Linked DNA regions of Homo sapiens: region 2 is linked to region 1. Evidence: chromatin contacts called from ENCODE Hi-C data. All regions are on one chromosome and are shown on one strand. The core of a region is the stretch at or near the end of the contact, and the rest is flanking DNA. Distances in the headings are between cores, read along the strand shown. Region 1 has its middle 33 kb from the start of XCL1. Region 2 holds the start of DPT (dermatopontin).

What was found. Hi-C counts contacts between places; a loop is a spot of excess contacts on that map. Pooled maps may share reads with other maps.
Region 2: a map of dorsolateral prefrontal cortex shows a loop between it and region 1 (2.8-fold over the local background). The contact joins the promoter of DPT here to the enhancer-like site in region 1. A Hi-C loop is called at or near these places in 2 of 168 maps with a recorded cell type or tissue (Caco-2 and dorsolateral prefrontal cortex) and 4 of 50 pooled maps.

What each region holds. Positions count from the first base shown.
Region 1 is chr1:168,607,929-168,611,665 of GRCh38, reverse strand. No RefSeq gene overlaps it. Among named protein-coding and RNA genes, the nearest start is that of XCL1, 33 kb to the right of the region's middle. Within about 2 kb of position 2,110, at least 10 of the 41 ENCODE cell types and tissues checked have a DNase peak (open chromatin) inside an H3K27ac peak, as active enhancers do; they include dorsolateral prefrontal cortex, where a contact is called at or near this core.
Region 2 is chr1:168,727,616-168,731,352 of GRCh38, reverse strand. DPT (dermatopontin) reads left to right here and starts at 2,147. Exons shown (of 4, transcript NM_001937.5): 1 at 2,147-2,483. The coding sequence starts at 2,179.

The DNA of each region.
Region 1 (3,737 bases), core at 861-3,360:
GCTATTAATCAGTTTTCTACCTTTTGCAGTTGTTTGTTTTTGTTTTTTTTATTATTATACTTTAAGTTCTAGGGTACATGTGCACAACATGTAGGTTTGTTACATATGTATACATGTGCCATGTTGGTGTGCTGCACCCATTAACTCGTCATTTATCTTTTTAGCAAATTCATTTCAGCACTCCTGATTTTGTGTGTGTGTGTGTGTGTGTGTGTGTGTGTGTGTGTATTCTTCAAATTCTCCTTGAACTCATTTTAGCATCTTACTCATTCCCTAATTAATTAATGGGTTAAGTAAAATTTTTGACATTTATTCATGTTACATTTGCATGTGAGTCATGATTTTACCTTTTTGAAAATTGTACTTTAGCATAACTTTTTGGCTTAATGTTAACAGTTACTATATCATATTAGTAATCACTCACTATATCAACTTAAGTTTCCATTTTTTTAAAGAAAAGTGGCAAAAAAGAAAAAAATCTGTTCATATTAGACTAAATTATGTGCTACAGAATGTTAGAACAGAAGGCTTTTCTGTGGTTTCCAACTCATGATAAACAAGGGAAGAAGATATTCAGAAATATTCATATGTATTTTCCAGGTATTTTTATGTATGTTGTCTAATTTATATCTCACAGCATCCTTGTGATATAACTGATATTGATTCCATCAATATTAGAAGATACTTACTCTATACCAGCCACTATTTTAAGCTCTCTGCATGTATTGACATATTGCATTATTACAGTAAACTTATGAGATAGGTGCTATTATTATTCCCATATTTCAGATGAAGAAACTGATGCACCAGGAAGTTAAGCAACTTACCCAAGATCCCACAGTATTTGGTGGATTCTGGATTCAAGCCCAGACAGTTTAACCCCAGAGCCTGTGCTCCTTAACCACTTTTTATTTAATCTGTCTTTTACAGATGCAAAAACAGATGGCAAGTGGGGTTACTTGCCCCACATCACAAAGCATGTTAGTGGCAGTGCCAAGATTTACACCCAGGTCTGCCTGATTTTAAAGGCAAACTTTCTCTGCTAGATCAAAAAGACAGTAACAGAAACTGAGATATACCTCCAGCCTTTGCCCTATTGAAAACCCCATCGGATTTAGAGATCAGAAAAAAAATAATCCATATACTGTTCCTGCAAAGCAGTAAATCAGCTCGAAAAAAAGAGATGTTAGGTATTTGAACCTATAGAAAACACACACAAACATAGCACTTTGCATCTTTCTTGAGGTATTCAGGTACCGTGTTCGGCTGGATGCTTTATTCATCTGAGCTCTTGTCCTATTTCTTACCATTATCCTGCCAGCCCTAGAGGGCAGTAACATTCCCTGAAGGACCTAGCCCAGTTCTTTATGCAGAATAAGCTCAAATAAAGATTGTGGGATTGGGGCAGACTGGTGTTACGTGGAGGTGGCCACTCAGCTGAGATCCTGAGCATCCTCAAACATGATGACTCCAGCAGAGATATCTGCCCATCACCCCACTGAGACATCAAGGAAAGGTGTTATTTACTAGGTGCTGGGGTGGGCAGCTGTAGGCCATGGTTTAGGAAAGTCCAAGATGGGGAGGAGTCTGGCTGGGATTATAAAGAAGAGAGAACTTAGAGGGCGGTGGGGGGAGCAGGGGTGACGGTGGGGAGGAAGGAGTAGTTTGAGCAGACAGAAAAGGAGAAGCCCGTAAAGTGAAATTGTTCAGCTAATCAGTTACAGGGGCCTGCTGCTTTAATACCGCACCCCTCCACCGCAGTTCCAGGGCATCTGGCCTTTCCCTCCCCCCTCTGTCTCCTCAGCAACCTCCCACACTTCATACCCCACCCATTGTCACAAACAAGCCCCAGTAGGGCAGTATTCCCCACCATTCCCAGCCCTCCCCTCTGAACAGGGCCAAATTAGGGCTTTATGCCCCAGCGCCACCCCTAGAAGCTCCTAAGCTGCCCCCTCCTCCCCTGCTGCAGGCTCTCTGACTGGCTCTGCATTGCAGCCTGCAGTCGCTGCACCTCCATGTGCTGCGAACTCAGCCCAGCTCTCCAAGCTCTGATCTGCACTGCGGTGCCGCCCCCGCATGTCTTCCCATTCTCCACTCTGCGCTACTGCTTGCAGCTTACATAAGCCCCGTGCACACATGCAGTGAATTCATCTCTATCATTAAAACCCCGGGCGAGACAGTGAAAGCTGAAATGCTACTAGGTTGTCCTCCTCTCAGGAGCTGTCAAATAGTCATGCCCTGAAACGACAAATCCAGCACAACAAATACCCTGTGACAGGTCAGAAAGGCAGCTTGATCTAACCATGGACAGCGAACTCTTCTTCCTAAGGAAGTAGGGACACTTGAGAAGGAGGCCTGTGAGTCAGTGCTTTGACCTCTCTGCTAGCACAGCGCGTCACCCAACCTGCTGCGACAATCGCCAGCCGCGTAAAGCCAGCCAAAATCATCAAATCTACTTTGCCAAGAGAAATGAAGGACATACTGGTTTGTGCTAAATCTTCTCAATTACCTCACTTCATAGACTGACCTTGTCAGTAATTGCTTCCCGCCTGGCTTTACTAGAATGTTCTACAGTGAAAATATTAAGAATTTTCCCTGGGGCCATGGGCTAGTCCCAGTTTCCTGCTGGCGAGAGTGAATGGCGCCAACATCTCCTCCTTTTGCCTCTGACCAGCCACAGCCACTCTCTTGCTTTCCTGAGAGCCTTTGAAGTCTCACCCCAGGAAGCTCAGGCCCTAAAATATCTGTACTTCACCTTCATGTGGATTCTCCTTGTCTTACAGAGCAAAGACCATCAAGCCCAGTTCACCAATCCATCTGCCTTTATTAGGTGGAATTGAGCCACAGAATATCTTTCTAGTGAGGACAAAGCATTTTATAGGGTCGGGTTCATCACCTGCAGAGGCAGGAAGAAGGAACTGCTTACAATCAACACAACATACCTAGGCTGGGAAAGCCAAAAAAGCCACATCACCCTCTGCCCAGGACTAACTCCTAAGATTCCTATTTGCTGTGATCAAGCTCCCAACCCCAGCAGGATCCAGTTCTCAAAAGCTAGTCTTAAATATAGGAACAGAAGGGGTATGGATTCAGGGAGGGGAACTAGTGAAGAAAATTAGGTCCATGGTAGGGTGATCAACCACCCCAGTTTTCCCTAGATTAAGGGGAGGACACAGACTTTCAGCCAGGAAAGTTCTGGGCAGACTGGGACAAGTTGGCACCACAAAGCAAGGGTAGAGGTGGTAAAGCAATTTCTTCTTGGCAACTTGAGCTTTCAATTAAAAAGAAATATTTTTTTCTTCCCAAAGTATACAAGAGAGTATTTGCTCCTTGGAGACTGGTAAGGAAGAGGACAACTCCTCATGAACATTTTAGAAACTTGATAAGCAGAACCTGATTGGGAATGTAAACAAGACAGCATTACGGGAAAAGGTGTCAAGAAATCTAATGGACTAATAATGTTCAGGACATTTAATCTTCAGCTATGTCTTGTTTATGCCAGTTAGAGTGGCATAAGTCATGAAAAATGACTCCATATCCGGGATGGCATCCCCACACTCCACTCCTGGCTGTCCCCATCCCCTGCCTGAAACTTAGAATAGTAACAGCCGCCTTCTACATGGCATTTACTGGGCATTGGACTTGGTCTCCTAGAAGCAGTCAGCTGCAACCTAATGGAAAGAGCCCTGATCTAGAAGTCCAGACACCTGAGTTCTATTTTCATTTTGGTACCCTCT
Region 2 (3,737 bases), core at 898-3,397, 120 kb before region 1:
GTGAATAAGAATCACCTGGAAAATTTTTTAAAATATAAATACCTGAGCACCCCTTGTGAGGTTATGATTTAGCAGGCCTGGAGAAGAGCCACTGTCTACATTTTAACAAACTTCACAGAGGCTGTAGATAGAATTGGTCTATGATCACAATTCTAAGAAACTTTAAGAACAATACTGATGAGAAATGGGAAATACTATGTGCTTAAGAGATGCCCAAAGGTTTCAAAAAATTTGAAAAGCCAAATCATCAACGGATGCATGGAATGGGTAATGAGCACATGAAAAGATGCTCAAAATCATGGATCATTAGAGAAATGAAAATCACAACCACACTGAAATATCACTACAAACCTATTTGAATAGCTAAAATTTTTTAATGGCAATTTTCTGGTAGTGGTGGGCAATGGTATCACCACTTTGGAAATCAGCTAGGTAGTTTCTTGCTTTCTTTTTTTTGTTTTTTTGAGACGGAGTCTCGCTCTGTAGCCCAGGCTGGAGTGCAGTGGCACAATCTCGGCTCACTGCAAGCTCCGCTTCTCGGGTTCACGCCATTCTCCTGTCTCAGCCTCCCGAGTAGCTGGGACTACAGGCGCCCGCCACTAAGCCTGGCTAATTTTTTGTATTTTTAGTAGAGGCGGGGTTTCACCATGTTAGCCAGGATGGTCTCGATCTCCTGACCTCGTGATCCGCCCGCCTCGGCCTCCTAAAGTGCTGGGATTACAAGCATGAGCCACCACACCCGGCCTCAGTAGTTTCTTTTAAAGTTAAACATACATTACCTTGTGAACCAGCAATCTCACTCCTAGGTATTGACCCAAATGAAATAAAAATTTGTTCACACAAAAACCTATACATAGATGTTTATATCAACTTTATAATTACATTTATGTAATTCATTATATAAAATATAATGAATATAAAATTCATTACATAAAAAGTAATGAATTTTCAAAAACTGGAAACAACCCAAATGTCTTTCAACTAGTAAATGTATAAACAATCTGTGGTACATCCATGCTATGGAATATTACTCAACAATAACAAGAAACAAAATACTAACACATACAATGAGATGTTGAATTTTAAAATGGATGAACCTTAAAAGCATTATGCTAAGTGAAAGATGGACATGAAAGGCTACGTGTGGTATGATTCCATTTACTTGACATTCTGGAAAAGGCAAAACCATAGAGACAGAAAGTAAATCAGTGGTTACCAATGGCTGGGTGTTTGGGAAGATTTGACTGCAAAGGGATATAAGGGGATGTTTTGGATTGATGGAACTGTTCTAAGTCTTGATTAGGGTGCTGGCTATGTTACTGTACATTATGTATTTTAAAAGGTGAATTAATTATATGTAAATTATAACTCAATGAAAAGAAAATTCAATGTGAGGGCAAAAATACTGAAGGATAAATAGGGGGTTTATTTAGATTAAACCCATTACATTTTGAGAGCAGAGCACACTTTCTAGACTTGACTGGGTCCAATTTCAGCAGCATGGTAGAATGCTTAAGTGTAGAAATCATATCCAACTTATCTCCCCATGGGCCCATAGTACTTCCTTATGCAACTTATGAGTTCTCAGAGTAGCCCTGCAAACTGGTATACCCGCGCTTATACTCAAGGGTTAAAAAGTGTTGGATTGACAACTTAAAAAAAAAAACAGGCATTCAGCCTTACAGAAATCCTAGATGGCTCTGTTACTTCAGTCTATGATTTCGGTATTTTGAAATCACTGTCTGGGTATTTGTGTGGCCCGGAAGGCTAGTTTGGAGAACAAATACAGGGGTTTGCTAGTAGCGGGTAGGGTAGGACAGAAAGGGGTGAGGTGCTGAAAGGTGAGGGACAAATATGCTACTAATCAGTGTTTTTCAAGTGAATATTTCTACAGGGTAGAGCAGCAGTTGGCTTTTATAATCTAGATACAAAGTTGTTCTTTCTCCAGGGAGCTTCTTAGACTTACATGCTGCTGGTATATTCCTAGAATTCCACCTTAAAACAAGCTGAATGTCCTTATGGCTGACATCTCAGCATGGAAAAGTTTTGCTTAAGCAATGACACACTGCAGTTGGATCCTTCTCACCCACATCTGGAAGCCACATGTCAGCGGCAGCTATATAAAACGGTCAGACCAGCAATCTTAGAGTGACATTGTTTGCCAAAATCCCAGGCAGCATGGACCTCAGTCTTCTCTGGGTACTTCTGCCCCTAGTCACCATGGCCTGGGGCCAGTATGGCGATTATGGATACCCATACCAGCAGTATCATGACTACAGCGATGATGGGTGGGTGAATTTGAACCGGCAAGGCTTCAGCTACCAGTGTCCCCAGGGGCAGGTGATAGTGGCCGTGAGGAGCATCTTCAGCAAGAAGGAAGGTTCTGACAGACAATGGAACTACGCCTGCATGCCCACGCCACAGAGCCTCGGGGAACCCACGGAGTGCTGGTGGGAGGAGATCAACAGGGCTGGCATGGAATGGTAAGGGCCAGTCCCTGCACTGCACTGGGGCTGGGAACATCTCTGCATATCCCTCCTCCTGGGGGCTGCTAGACTCTCAAGGAATATCAGTAACCAAAGCCTGGGCAAATCCCACCCCAAACCTCACCACTGCATGCTCTGGGTGGAGCAGGGCTGCTGCTGAGCGGACTACATGACAGGACAAAAACCTGGGATGGGGAGTGTCTGTGGGAGACAGACTCCTCTGTGGCTCTGTTCCTTCCAGAAGCTGTTCTACCTACTCTCAGTTTGGGCCAGGGGCTGGTGTAGGTCGGCGAGAAGCTTGCTTACCAGACTACCAAAAGATATGTACAGAAACTGAAAGTAATAAACTTTATAGAAATTAAAACTTTCTGTGCCATCGGAATGGCATTTTTCTTTTTTAGAAATTTATTTTTACCATTTTACAAAAGTACTGGCCCACAGTAGTTTGGGAACAAGAAAAATAAACAATTGATCTCTCAGCACGGAGGGTTTGAGAACTATTGATTTAGAGCAAGTGAATGGAAAAGAGGGGACAAGGACATTTAGGCAAAAGAAAGTGGAATTAAATAGCTGTCTACTGCCTTGATTAAATGTGCTCTCTCAATTATGAGTACTGAGGTCCTTCTCTCTGCCTGAATTTAAAGTGGGTTTTATTGCTGGAAAATAGTTTACTAAAGGGTTTTGGAGAGAGGTGCTGTCTTCCCCTGACTGCATTCTGCCTTAAGCAGTGGCATGGAATTTTTTCGAGCTTGTACTTTTTTGTGGGGTGTGATTGTCTCAGCTGGGTCTCAGCCCAGGTGCTTGGTCAGGAGCTCATCCTAGTAGGCACTGACTGCTAGGCTGATTATTTACAACAGCCTAGATGGAGCCAGCACTCTAGGAGGCTTGGAGGAGAGAACGGAGGAGGCAGTCCAGGGAGGAGGAAGCCCACCTGGAGGGCTGCTGCATGTGCTATCTGTAGAGCAACCCAGATGTGTGGCAACAAGTACTTAGTGTAGTGGGGATTGGAGGGGTCAAGCACAAAATCTGGCCAGGTGTGGTGGCTCACGCCTGTAATCCCAAACACTTTGGGAGGCTGGGGAGGGAGGATCACTTGAGATCAAGAGTTCGAGACCAGCCTAGGGAACACAGCCAGACCCTATCTCTACAGAAAAAAAAAAATTAGCCCGGTGTAGTTGCATGCAGCCTGTGGTCCCAGCTACTCAGGAGGCTAAGGTAGGAGGATCACTTGAGCCCAGGGAGTCGAGGCTG